Linked DNA regions of Homo sapiens: regions 2, 3 and 4 are each linked to region 1. Evidence: chromatin contacts called from ENCODE Hi-C or POLR2A ChIA-PET data. All regions are on one chromosome and are shown on one strand. The core of a region is the stretch at or near the end of the contact, and the rest is flanking DNA. Distances in the headings are between cores, read along the strand shown.

Region 1 (3,218 bases), core at 287-2,786:
CCTCCCACCCCACCCACTCTCTAGAACGCATATCAGGGAGAAGGGTGGCTGAAAAGGGACCCAGAATGGCCCACACAGTCTCAGCACCCACCCCACTCCCCATCACAAGCAGCTGTGTCCTGGTGCCTCCCATTCCAATGGCCACAGGGGCAGCTGGGAAAGGAACTGTCTAGGGTCAAGGTCAGGCCAAGGGGAGACGTGGCCACCACAGTTCTGGCTCCCAGCATCTCTGGATTTTCTTTAGAAAAGCCCATGACACCCACTGGATTAGCAGAAACTCCGCGAGGGGTGAGGCTGATCTACTTGACAAGGAGAGACTGACCTGGGTGCTGGAAGGGGCCATGGGCAGCCCTCTGTGGGTGACCCCCATTCAGACAGGCTGCCGGGATTCCCAGCCCCAGGGCCTGGCTCCCTGCCCAGAGCACTTCCAGCTCATGGCTCGCCAGCAAGAAGACTCCTTATCAGCCTTAAGGGTGGGGCGGCTCCGACGACAGGGCCGTGGGGGCTCGCCAGGGAGGCCCCTGCTTCCAGCTTGAACCTCCAGTACCACCCCGGGTGAGCTTGGGCAACTCATTTCTCTTCTCTGAGCTTGGTTTTCTCATCTTCAAAACGAGGGGTGGGGCTGGGGAGGCCTCCAGCTCTGAGGAGCCAACGTGGGACCCTCTGCCCACCCCAAACCCCTGTGTTCAGGGCCCGAGCTGGGGGTGGGAAGGGAAGGCAGGGACTGCAGAGGTGCTGTGCCCCAGACTCAATGGTGGCCTCCAGTTCTCTGTCCCGTGTTGCTGAGACCCATCCCCTGTGAGCCTCGACCTAGAAGGAACAGCCCTTATTACCCCAATTTACAGATGAGGAAGCAGGCTCGGAGAGGCAAGGTGACACCCAGCCCCCACAGCCAAGAAGTGGCAGAGCCAGGGATCTCCGAGGTCAGGCTCTCTCGGCTGGTCTTGGGCCCCCCATGGCACTGGTGACGGATGTGGTGCTGGTCTTGGCTGGGCACCTGCCACCTCTCTCCCTCTGATGGTGGCCCCGGCAGGACAGACAGTGGGAGAGGAGAGCTGGGGGATAGAGATGCCAGCTCAGCACCGAGGTTGACCGGGCACAGGCCAGGCTGGAACTCAGAGCCTCCTTCCTCTCTGCCTTGCTCGCTGCAGACCCCCAGGGACGAAGCAGCCAACCCTGGTGGGGGAGGGTGGAGGGTGGTGGATGGGGCTGGGGATGGAGGTCTCATTTTGGCAGTGGAGGGGAGTCGCGGGGAGTCCCCTAATCTGAGGAGACTCCAGCTTCCCCCAGGCCCTGGCCAGAGCTCCATCTTGCCAGGTTTTGGGGGGAGGATAACTTGAGGAGTCGACTGAGAGCTTTATCTTTGCCCCTGTGACGGGTGGCCTGTGGTTTCCTGCCAACAACTCCTGTTTCCGGAGGCCCAACAAGGCCCACGCAGAGCCAGGAGGGGCAGTGGGGCTGGGCCTGGGTGGCCCCACCAGCCCCGCCCCATCTATCTTTGGGAATTTATTTGTCCATGGGCGAGGCTGGCCTGCAGTCTGTTGCCTTCCAGGGGCCAAGAGCTGCTCTGATCACCCAGGGATTCTCTCTCCAACCCAAGTGCCTCCAGCTGACCTCTGGCTCCTGTCCTCTGGCTCCACCTGCACCGCCCTGCTCTTCCTAAGGGGCCAGGAAGCCCCCAGAAGCTCTACCATCGACGTGGGTGGTGGCACCCGGCTCACCCTGAGAGCAGAGGCCGTGCAGGGGGCTCAGTTCTGAGCCCCAGCCGGCCCACCATGGCACGGCGGTTCCAGGAGGAGCTGGCCGCCTTCCTCTTCGAGTATGACACCCCCCGCATGGTGCTGGTGCGTAATAAGAAGGTGGGCGTTATCTTCCGACTGATCCAGCTGGTGGTCCTGGTCTACGTCATCGGGTGAGTCCGGGCGCCTCCCGCTGCCTGCACCAGCCCCTACCCCGGGCCTGTCCTCCAGACTCTGACATCCCTTGCGTGACACCAGCGAGCCCCTCTTCCTCTCCATCCAGGGGAAGGCCTTCCTGGCAAGCCACTGTGCGAGAATAGAAAATCCTGCCAACTCGCTGTTGAGATGGGGACGAGGCCGGAGGGGAAGCCCTGCCCGGGGGCCTTCGGTGAACAGGAGGCAGAGTCTCTGGGTTCTGAGGAGCCGGCTCAGTGTTATGGTTCCTTTGAGTGGTTAGTGGTGTTCAGGGCCAGGGCACCACCAACCACAGCCACTGAGTCCTCGACCTCTGACCGCCTGCCAAACCAGGCCGCCACTGACACACAGAGGCCATACCCCACACCCGTCACCCCATATGACAAGTTAGAGAGAGACAGACTCTGCTGCCAGCTTCCCTGCCTGAGCAAGGGACATCCAGGGACGTTTGAGGCCCCCGGAGCAGAGAAACTCTCACATTCTGAATACCTGGTGCCTTCATGTTGGCATGTCAGGCGGAGGACAGAGATTGGTTCTGGTCCCAGGGATGATAGTTCCTTTCTGGGCATCTCCGGACCTGTCCCACCGGGCTGGGAGTGCAGAATCAGAGGCAGCGTGGGACGCTCCTGCAGTATGGTTGTCTCGGGAGCCAAGACAGGCCTGGCAGAGGCTGGCACACTTGTGAGTGTGCATATGGAGCTCTGTGCCTATATGTGTCTGGGTGTGTGTCCCTGGTGCTGAGTGCCCACATGTGGGTACCCTTATGTGTACATATGGCTGTGCCCATGTCTGCCCTGTGGCCAAGTGTCTGGGTGGCCAGTGTGTGTCCCCTGTGTGTGGTGCATCTTGTCCACTCACAGTGACTCTGCAGAGGTCTCCTGGAGGCCCCAGGGCCACTGGAGGGGGCTCAGCCCCTGCTGGGGTCCTAGGGGTGCCCAGTAGCCCCTGCCTGCCTTTGCCGTGTGATTCTGAGAGCTCTACCCTCCCCATTTTTACCATGGTTCCGAACCAGAACTGCTAAATGGAGTCCAGGGCAGGCTGACCCAGGGCCCAAACAAGGACCATGAAGTCCTAGTCCCCCGGAAACTTCTGGCGTCCAAAAGAGCCCTCCTTCTGTCCCACCAGTCCCCAGAACCTCAGAGCCGGCCAGGTGGACCCAGGGCCAGACCCCAGCCTTGACCTCTCCTCTCTCTTGTTCAGAAACTAATTTGACATCTGTGATGTCTGAGCTTGTGAGGGAAACTGAGGCCCAGAGAGGGGCAGTGGGGTTTCCAGGTCCACAGC
Region 2 (3,218 bases), core at 305-2,804, 240 kb before region 1:
CACATCAACTTCCACACGTTTGCCCAGCCAGGGAGAGCACTGGGTTTTAGTTCTGCTTTTTTATTCATGAGCTGAGAGTTCTGGGCGAGTTTCCTAACTTCTTTGCCTCTGTTTCCCTATCTACATAATGGGGGCGGGACTGTAGTCCTTAACTGACAGGGTTGCCTGGAGGAAGGTGATCAGTAATGTGTCCTTCTCATCCAAGTACCCGGATTCTGGTGTGTGCACCGCAGGCTCTTCTGGCAGTATCTGCTGCCACCGGAAGAAATCTGGGGGCTCTGGCAGTAGGAAGTACTCTCAAGGCTAGGGTCCAGCCTAGGGTTGTTGCCCTTCTCTGAGGCACCCACAGACTTCTGAGCAGGCACAGTCCTAACCTCCCCATTGGGGCCAGCTTTCAGAGTACAGCTTTGCCTAGAGCAAAGTGAGTGTGGGGCGGGGCGGGGGTCACGCAGTGGCTCAGCTGTGACCAAAAAACGTCAGACTCTTCACTCTTAGATGTTTATAGAAAACTGTAATCTCAGAATGAAAAGGCAAATGTTGAAACTTCTTTCAAGATGACTTCTTTATTTTTGGGTTTTGTTTGTTTGTTTTGGGAGAGTCTCTCTCTGTCGCCCAGGCTGGAGTGCAGTGGTGTGATCTCGGCTCACTGCAGCCTCCACCTCCCCAGTAGCTAGGACTGCAGATGCGTACCACCACACCCAGCTAATTTTTGTATTTTAGTAGAGATGGGGTTTCACCATGTTGGCCGGGCTGGCCTCCATCGAACTCCTGGCTTCAAGAGATCCGCCCACCTTGGGCTCCCAAAGTGCTGGGATTATAAGCGCCCGGCCTCCTTCACAATGTTGGAGTGGAGTGCAGCTGCAAAGGCTTTGCCTTGACACTGTGCTCACTGGTGTGGCAGAGATCAGACTCGCATCACAAAGCCCAGCTCTGTCACCCGACGGTTGATGTAACTATTAGAAGAGGTGGGGAGATATTTATGCCCCTTTTCTGGGCCATAAAATGGGAACTTCTCAAGGCAGGCATAGAGATTAAATGAGAACAAGGCCTGGCCCAGCATAGTTGCCCAATATGTATGTTTTCTCCTTCCCTTCCTTCTGCCAGCAAGTCTAACTGCATGCTCAGCCTAAGCTGAGCTTATCTGTGGCTTCCATCAGGGCCTTGCCCTTCCTCCCCCATGGTTTTGCCCAGGGCCACCTGTACTGGAGAGGGAAAGGCCAGGCATTTCTCCAGTAATTACCAGCTTCTCATGGCTGAGCCCTTCAGGCCATTAAAATGACAACCTACTCTTGCTGAACCTAATTCTTTGCTGAATCCTTTGCCCTGACATGAGAGATGTGTTACCAGATTAAGTAGGAAGGTAAGTACCATAAGGTAAGTATCAAAAAGGAAATGAATTCTCAACTGAGCAAGGAACAGAGCAGGCTGCTGAAGCCAGCCAAGTCTGTCCTGGAGCCTGCACGCAGGGCTCTTGCATCAGTCAGAGATCAGGTACCCTCTAGGCACGGCCAGAGCCCGCAGCTGGCTGGAATGACTAATGCTCCTTTTTGTTTGTTTGTTTTTTGAAGGATCAGAACATCTTGGGACCTGGCCCTCACACTCTCCCTGCATTCCTACCGCAAGGACAGCCTCTGGCTGCTCTACTGGGTTTATTCCACCATACTATAAGCCCCCTGAGGTCGGAAGCCTTGCTTCCTCGACCACCCAACCCTAACGTGATGCCTGGCACATAGTAGGTTCTTGGTAAGTTATTTGCTGAATGACTAAGGAGGACTAAATCATGGGCAGTAACTAGTTTCCAGTTAGCATGGAGTTGGGGGCTGTTTCTGGTTAATAGAGAAGTCTCAGCACTGAGCTCAGGGACTGCCTAGAACTCAGAAGAAAATCCTAATTTCAGCTCTTCTTTCTGTCTGCTCCTGGTCCTGCCCCAGGGAGGGCAGAGACATACAGAAATATGGAGGAGTGAAAATGGCACCGAATCAGGCATCCAGAGCTTTGAGTTCTAGGCTCAGGTCCATGCTCAGTGACTTAAGTTCTATGTGCCTTTATTGCCTTATCTCCAAAAAGTGCGGTGGCTCACGCCTGTAATCCCAGCACTTTGGGAGGCCGAGGTGGGCAGATTGCTTGAGCCCAGGAGTTGGAGACCAGGCTGGGCAACAAGGTAAAACCCCATCTCTACAAAAATAAAAAACTAGCCGGGCATGCTGGTACGTGCCCATCATCCCAGCTACTCGGGAGGCTGAAGTGGCAGAATCTTTTTGAGCCCGGGAGGTCAAGGCTGCAGTGAGCTATGATCACGCCACTGCACTCCAGCCTGGGCAACAGAGTAAGACCCTGTCTCAAAAAAAGAAACAACTCTGCACGAACTTCCCACACGCTAGGTGCGGTGGATATAGGGGTACAGCGCTGAGTAAAGTGGATTATAGGGGCATGGTGCTGAGTCACGTGGATATAGGGGTGAGGAGCTGAGTCACATGGATATGGGGTAAGGCTCTGAGTCATGTAGATATAGGGGTACAGCGCTGAGTAATGTGGATTATAGGGGTACGGCACTGAGTAAAGTGGATTATAGGGGTACGGAGCTGAGTTGCGTGAATGTAGGGGTACAGCGCTGAGTTGTGGATATAGGGGCACAGAGCCGAGTCGTGGATATCGGGGTATGGAGCCGAGTCGTGGATACAGGGGTACGGCGCTGAGTCATGTGGATACAGGGGTACGGAGCTGAGTCATGTGGATTATAGGGGTACGGAGCTGGGTCGTGGATATAGGGGTACGGAGCTGAGTCATGTGGATTATAGGGGTACGGAGCTGAGTCATGTGGATATAGGGGTACGGAGCTGAGTCGTGGATATAGGGGTACGGCGCTGAGTCATGTGGATTATAGGGGTACAGAGCTGAGTCATGTGGATATAGGGGTACGGCGCTGAGTCATGTGGATATAGGGGTACGGCGCTGAGTCATGTGGATATAGGGGTACGGACAGTCGTGGATTATAGGGGTACAGAGCTCAGTCATGTGGATATAGGGGTACATAGCTGAGTCATGTGGATATAGGGGTACGGAGCTGAGTCATGTGAATATAGGGGTACGGAGCTGAGTTGTGGATATAGGGATATGGAGCTGAGTCGTGGATATAGGGGTACGGAGCTGAGTCATGTGGATATAGGGGTATGGAGCTGAATCACACTGGGGCTCTGTCCTCAGAGTGTCTGAGGTCC
Region 3 (3,218 bases), core at 338-2,837, 210 kb after region 1:
AGTGCTGGGATTACAGGCATGAGCCAAATCCGGGCCCGGCCAAACTGTTTTTAAATCACTCTTTAGTTGATTCTTTGGGATTTTTCTAAGGAGACAATTTTATTTGCAAATAATGGCAATTTGGAGTCTTTCTGATATTTCTACTTTTGGCTACCCTTACTTCTTTGACTAGGACGTGGAGAGCTCTGAGAAGTAAACCGTGTACCTGGTTGTAATGGGAGGGCTTTTCTGGCCCTCCTCTGCCTGCCTCACACCTGCCTGTTATCCCAGCCCCGGCTGCTCTGCCTTTGGGTAGTTTCTAGGGCTTGGTTGGAGCAGCCCATTCACCTCTCATGGAGCCCCGTACCTTGCCAGTGTTACATCACTAGGCTGTTGGGCACCATCTGCTTCCCTGTTGATCTGATTCCATCATCTTCATTTCGTTCAGAAATCCGTCTGTGCTATCGGTCACTTGATGATATTGTTCTCTGTTTTCCAATGCTGCCACAGGCTTTTCCCCTTCCTTGTAACTCTTGGGTTGTTTCAGTGGAATTTGCCTTTGAGGGAAAACACACAGGTAAGTTTGCTTACTTATTTTCCTGTTGTGCTCAGGAGTTGTGTCCAAGTTTTCATATTATATAAAAGCCCCTGCTTTTTATACTTTTTAAAATTGCAAATAAGACCCCACTTCCATCGTCACTGGGAAGCCTGTTTGTTATTGACTTACTGAGTCGTGCTGATCCAATTGGCGTTAGAGCAAGGCAGCTGTAATCGGGGGAACTACATCAGGAACTACTTAATGAGGAGGAAGACACTTTTAAGTGCGACATGGTTAGATTTTACAAATTCATATGCTATGGCTTGGGCCAAGGTCTGTGGCATACACCTGTAGTCCCAGCTACTCAGGAGGCTGAGGCATGAGAATCGCTTGAACCCAGAAGGCAGAGTTTGCAGTGAGACGAGATCGTGCCACTGCACTCCAGCCTGGGCAACAGAGCGAGACCCTGTCTCAAAAAAATAAATAAATAAATAAATAATGAGGCCGGGCGCAGTGGCTCACGCCTGTAATCCCAGCACTTCGGGAGGCGCCGACGTGGGCAGATCACCTGAGGTCGGGAGCTTGAGAGCAGCCTGACCAACATGGAGAAACCCCATCTTCATTAAAAATACAAAATTAGCTGGGCGTGGTGGTGGGTGCCTGTAATCCCAGCTACTCTGGAGGCTGAGGCAGGAGAATCGCTTGAACCCGGGAGGCAGAGCTTGCAGTGAGCCAAGATCGCGCCACTGCACTCCAGCCTGGGTGACAGAGCGAGACTCCGTCTCAAAAAAAAAAAAAAAAAAAAAAAAAAAAAAGAATGAGTGCTGGGCTCAGCCCTGTGGAGTAACCTTTTCTCGTAATTGAATGAGGTCTAAATAACGTGGCCAATTTAGGTTTTCACACCTGCTTGGTTTCATTGGTTTCATCCCTCCAAAGTTCAGATGGTATCATGAGAGAAACAGGTTATTCGAATCTGCACTCACTATCCTGTACCAGGGCAAAGGAGAACAGAAAGCACATGGGGTACTTTCCCAGCCGGTCTTTCTTCTACAAGCTGCCTTTTAGGTGCTAGGCCTTTCTCATTTCCTTTTCACCCTCTGCCTGGGACAGGAAATGGTAGAGCTTGCATAGATCCAAGAACAGTGAGTCATGCCATAGGGCCACTCTGCTACCCAGAAAAGGACTGAGCTGGGACCCGCTGAACTTTGGATGCAGTTATTGGAGGGAACAGCAGTTTTTTTTGTTTTGTTTTGTTTTTTTGAGACAGGGTCTCGCTCTCGTTCATGCTGGAGTGCAGTGGTGCGATCTCGGCTCATTGCAACCTCCGCCTTCTGGGTTCAATCGATTCTCATGCCTCAGCTTCCTAATTAGCTGGGACTGCAGGTGCATGCCGCCACGCCCAACTAACTTTTGTATTTTTAGTAGAGATGGGGTTTCACCATGTCGGCCAGGCTGGTCTTGAACTCCCGACTTCAAGTGATCCGCTCACCTCGGCTTCCCAAAGTGCTGGGATTCCAGGCGTGAGTTGCCACGCCCGGCCTCCTGCTGTCTTAAATAATCTGCACTACTGCATTATTCTGTGCACATCTCTAATACATTTACAAGGAGGGGTTTTTGGTTAAGATTTTCTGGGTCTTCTAGTCATAATTATATTATAATGGCACCAGAATTTTACCATTACTTGAACTAGGAACAGATTCAGTATATGGAATCAAGGGAAACTTTCATTTTATTAATTTATTTATTTATTTATTTATTTGAGATAGAGTCTTGCTCTTTCTCCCAGGCTGGAGTGCAGTAGCATGATCTCGGCTCACTGCAACCTCCGCCTCCCAGGTTCAATCGATTCTCATGCCTCAGCTTCCTGAGTAGCTGGGACTGCAGGTGCATGCCACCACACCAAACTAATTTTTGTATTTTTAGTAGAGACTGGGTTTCACCATGTTGACCAGGCTGGTCTTGAACTCCCGACTTCAAGTGATCCGCTCACCTCGGCTTCCCAAAGTGCTGGGATTCCAGGCGTGAGCCGCCACGCCCGGCCTCCTGCAGTCTTAAATAATCTGCACTACTGCATTATTCTGTGCACATCTCTAATACATTTACAAGGAGGGGTATTTGGTTAAGATTTTCTGGGTCTTCTAGTCATAATTATATTATAATGGCACCAGAATTTTACCATTACTTGAACTAGGAACAGATTCAGTATATGGAATCAAGGGAAACTTTCATTTTATTAATTTTTGTTTGTTTTGTTTTGTTTTTCTTTGTTTGTTTTTTGAGACAGAGTCTCGCTCTTTCGCCCAGGCTGGGGTGCAGTAGCATGATCTCGGCTTACTGCAAACTCCGCCTCCTGGGTTCAAGCGATTCTCCTGCCTCAGCCCCCCGAGTAGCTGGAACTACAGGCACCCGCCACCATGCCCAGCTAATTTTTGCATTTTTAGTAGAGACGGGGTTTCACCATGTTAGGCTGGTCTCGAACTCCTGACCTCGTGATCCACCCACCTCAGCCTCCCAAAGTGCTGGGATTACAGGCTTGAGCCTCCACTGCACCTGGCTATTAAAATTTTTTAACTTTTACTTTTGGAGACTGGGGTCTCACCTTGTTACCCAGGCTGGACTTGAACTCCTGAGCTCAAGTGATCTGCAGTAGCTGGGACTAAGGGCATGTGCCACTGTGCCTGGCTTAGGGAAACTTAATCAC
Region 4 (3,218 bases), core at 324-2,823, 150 kb after region 1:
CCCCTTTATAAAGTCCTCCATGACTTCTACTGCCCTCTGCAGAAAGACCTTGGACTTGGTTCACTGTTAACCACCAAGCCCCTCGTCCCCTCCCCACCATCCCCTATGACAACCCCCGGAGCTCACTGTCTGTCTCAGGACAGCCCAGTTCTCCTGGGTAACGTGGATGGTGAGAATGTTGAGGCTGTCCCTGGAATCTGCCGTCTCCCTGGACTGGGCCTGGGTGGGGGCAAGAAGTTTGCAGTCAGGAGGCGCAGCTCTTGAGGCTGCCTTAATCAGGCTGAGGCAGCCACCCCCAAACCTCCAGTTCTTTTATTTATTTATTTATTTATGAGACGAAGTCACACTCTGTCCCCCAGGCTGGAGTGCAGTGGCGTGATCTCCGCTCACTGCAACCTCTGCCTCCCAGGTTCAAGCAATTCTCCTGCCTCAGCCTCCTGAGTAGCTGGGACTACAGGCACACGCCACCATGCCCGGCTAATTTTTGTATTTTTAGTAGACACGGGGTTTCACCATATTGATCAGGCTGGTCTCAAAGTCCTGACCCCAGATGATCCACCTGCCTCAGCCTCCCAAAGTGCTGGGATTACAGGCGTGAGCCGCCGCGCCCGGCCTCCAAACCTCCAGTTCTGACTGACCCACAGGATAGGGGCACCAGCGTACTCTTCTCAGGAACTAAGGCCAGGCAGGGCAGGCCCCCTGGGTGGCCCACGAGGAAGCCAGCACTGCCCCCAACAGAACCAACCCCAACGCTGGTGGTTTTCTGGCCTCCCCATCCCTGTCCCCATAAGAGAGCAGAGTTTTTATTAACCATCAGTATCACCCCTTCTTTGTCAGGGTGGGCAGCAGGCAGAGAGGGGTTGCATTTAACCATTTCCTGCCTGGTGCTGTGTAGAAGCAGAGGTTGGGCAAATGTCTTCCCCATAATCCAGAGTCTGGGCTAGGAATCTGCCGGCCAGACAGGGAGCTTGTGAGTGCAGGCAACTGGAATGGGAAGGGTGCTGGGCAGGCAGGGAGAAGACGAGGAACATCAGCCAGCTCAGCTTTGCAACCTCCCCTCCCACTCAGGCTCCTGGTCACCAGCCCCAGAACCAAGAGGACACCAGGGCCCCTCCATCGATGTTCCCTTGTCCAGGATGAAATCCTTTGCCATCCTGTAGGTAAGTCAGCCCCAACTCCAGGGAATGCTCCCCAGGACCCCCTTTCTAGCAAAATCCCCCTCATCTAAACTCAAACCATTCCAACCCCAGCCCTGCCTCATCCAGCCCGTTCACCCCTAGACTCCAGCATAACCCACAGCAAGATTCCATCCCAATGCCCAGTCCCACCCCAACCCAATCCTAATCCCCAGCCACCTTTCCTGACACAGTCCTAGCAACAGAAATGATACCTACAGCGTATTGCGTGCCCACCCTGTGCCCGGCAGTCCTCTGAGTCATTCTGTTTTCATCCTCAAAACCGCGCCATTTATAAGAGAGGAAGCTACAGTTCAGAGAATGTAGGTCTTTTGGTTGCCAGTATGACAAAGTTCACACTTTTAGTGTTGGTGGCTGATTCGAAACTCTAGCCCTTCCTGATGCAAGTCATCACACCTCAGTGCAATTCACCCCCTACATATTCAGTCTAACTGTGGCCACCCTAGTAACTAGCATGGGGCCTGACATATATTAGGTACTCAATAAATGCCATTTGAATGAATGAATGAATGAATGAATGAATGAACCTGATTCACTCATTAAACTCTATCCATCCTACCCAGTCAAACTCAGGTCACAGATTTACTGACAACCTCTTGGCTATATATATATAAATAAATAGAATCCTTGTCTTGTCTGAGGCTGGGCGCCGTGGCTCACGCCTGTAATCTTAGCACACTGGGAGGCCAAGGCGGGTAGATCATTTGAGGTCCAGAGTTCGAGACCAGCCTGGCCAATATGATGAAACCCCATCTCTACCAAAAATACAAAAATCAGCCAGGCGTGGTGGTGCATGCCTACAATCCCAGCTATTTGGGAGGCTGAGGCAGAAGAATCGCTTGAACCCAGGAGGTGGAGGTTACAGTGAGCTGACATTGCACCACTGGACTCCAGCCTGGGCAACAGAGCAAGACTGTTTAAAAAAAAAAAATCCTGCCAGGCACGGTGGCTCATGCCTGTAATCCCAACACTTTGGGAGGCTGAGGTGGGCCGATCATGGGTCAGGAGATCGAGACCATCCTAGCTAACACGGTGAAATCCCGTCTCTACTAAAAATACAAAAAGAAATTAGCCAGGTGTGGTGACGGGCACACGTAGTCCCAGCTACTCAGGAGGCTGAGGCAGGAGAATGGCGTGAACCTGGGAGGCGGAGCTTGCAGTGAGCCGAGATTGCGCCACTGCACTCCAGCCTGGGCGACAGAGCAAGACTCTGTCTCAAAAAAAAAAAAAAAAAAAAAAAAAATCCTTGTCTGAGAGGCACTGAGTTGAACAGACTCAATCTCAGTCCAGCAGGGTTGACTGAGTGATTCCATGACTGAAAAATAAGACAGTATCCTGAGGCTGACAGTGGGGAGGACGAGGAAGGAGCTACCATTTCTGCCCCTGAGGCTGGGGGCAGTAAGATTCCCCAGGATGGGTCTGTGAGGCTGGGGGGTTCCTTGGTCCACACAGCCAGTCCCACGGTATCTTGCACATTCCTTGGCACTTACATACCCACCAGGCAGTGCTTCTCCACCCACCTGCCCGACCAAACCCACTGAGGAAAAGCAGCAGGCATCCGCTGTTGCTGGACGCCCATCACCACGCTCACAAGGCTGGGCACAGAGCAGACGTCAATGGGCACGTGTTGAAAGGGTCAGCAAATGAGCCCCGGGGATGGGCACTCGGCCCTGAACGTGTCCAGTCCTGACCTTGAAGGCCCCCGCTCTAGCTTTCTAGAGGCTTCTCTGAGTGGCCAACAGTTCCTCATGGGGGCCTGACCAAGGTGGCTCTGTGCCCTCTGACCTTGGCTTCGGGTCTCTGCCTCCCAGAGTCCCCTCCTCCTCCTCACCTGGGCTTAACTTTTTCAGAGCATGTCCCCATCCCCAAGGGGAGGCACCGGGGAGTGACCGTTGTCCGGAGCCACCACGGTGTTTTGGTGAGTGCAGGAGCGAGAGGAGGGAGGGCCTTAGGGAGGCTGGTGCTAGCCCTCGTGGTTGACCCTGGTGTTGAGACCAGTTCTGACTGCCATGCTGTTCCCGA

Evidence for each region. A loop is a pair of places that touch in the nucleus more often than their neighbours do. ChIA-PET counts read pairs that join two places held with the same protein, here RNA polymerase II (POLR2A). Pooled maps may share reads with other maps.
Region 2: a loop to region 1 is called in a pooled map, with 2.9 times the contacts of the local background. The contact joins the enhancer-like site here to the promoter of P2RX1 in region 1. A Hi-C loop is called at or near these places in 1 of 37 single-sample maps with no recorded cell type and 4 of 50 pooled maps. POLR2A ChIA-PET finds 5 or more read pairs at or near these places in 2 of 52 experiments (activated T-cell and endothelial cell of umbilical vein).
Region 3: a loop to region 1 is called in a pooled map, with 4 times the contacts of the local background. The contact joins the enhancer-like site here to the promoter of P2RX1 in region 1. A Hi-C loop is called at or near these places in 7 of 37 single-sample maps with no recorded cell type and 8 of 50 pooled maps. POLR2A ChIA-PET finds 5 or more read pairs at or near these places in 3 of 52 experiments (B cell, OCI-LY7 and PC-9).
Region 4: a loop to region 1 is called in a pooled map, with 8 times the contacts of the local background. The contact joins the enhancer-like site here to the promoter of P2RX1 in region 1. A Hi-C loop is called at or near these places in 1 of 168 maps with a recorded cell type or tissue (B cell), 1 of 37 single-sample maps with no recorded cell type and 5 of 50 pooled maps. POLR2A ChIA-PET finds 5 or more read pairs at or near these places in 2 of 52 experiments (H1 and MCF 10A).

Annotation. Positions count from the first base shown.
Region 1 is chr17:3,914,783-3,918,000 of GRCh38, reverse strand. P2RX1 (purinergic receptor P2X 1) reads left to right here and starts at 1,536. Exons shown (of 12, transcript NM_002558.4): 1 at 1,536-1,912. The coding sequence starts at 1,776. RefSeq lists enhancers at 2,363-2,432, 3,155-3,218.
Region 2 is chr17:4,159,732-4,162,949 of GRCh38, reverse strand. No RefSeq gene overlaps it. Among named protein-coding and RNA genes, the nearest start is that of CYB5D2, 18 kb to the right of the region's middle. Within about 2 kb of position 1,554, at least 14 of the 41 ENCODE cell types and tissues checked have a DNase peak (open chromatin) inside an H3K27ac peak, as active enhancers do.
Region 3 is chr17:3,709,485-3,712,702 of GRCh38, reverse strand. It overlaps a transcript of P2RX5 not described here. Among named protein-coding and RNA genes, the nearest start is that of HASPIN, 13 kb to the left of the region's middle. RefSeq lists a silencer at 1,681-1,881. Within about 2 kb of position 1,587, at least 10 of the 41 ENCODE cell types and tissues checked have a DNase peak (open chromatin) inside an H3K27ac peak, as active enhancers do; they include B cell, OCI-LY7 and PC-9, where a contact is called at or near this core.
Region 4 is chr17:3,761,811-3,765,028 of GRCh38, reverse strand. It overlaps ITGAE (integrin subunit alpha E), which reads left to right. Exons shown (of 31, transcript NM_002208.5): 3 at 1,069-1,160; 4 at 3,047-3,114. Among named protein-coding and RNA genes, the nearest start is that of ITGAE, 38 kb to the left of the region's middle. RefSeq lists an enhancer at 1,251-1,350. Within about 2 kb of position 1,573, at least 4 of the 41 ENCODE cell types and tissues checked have a DNase peak (open chromatin) inside an H3K27ac peak, as active enhancers do.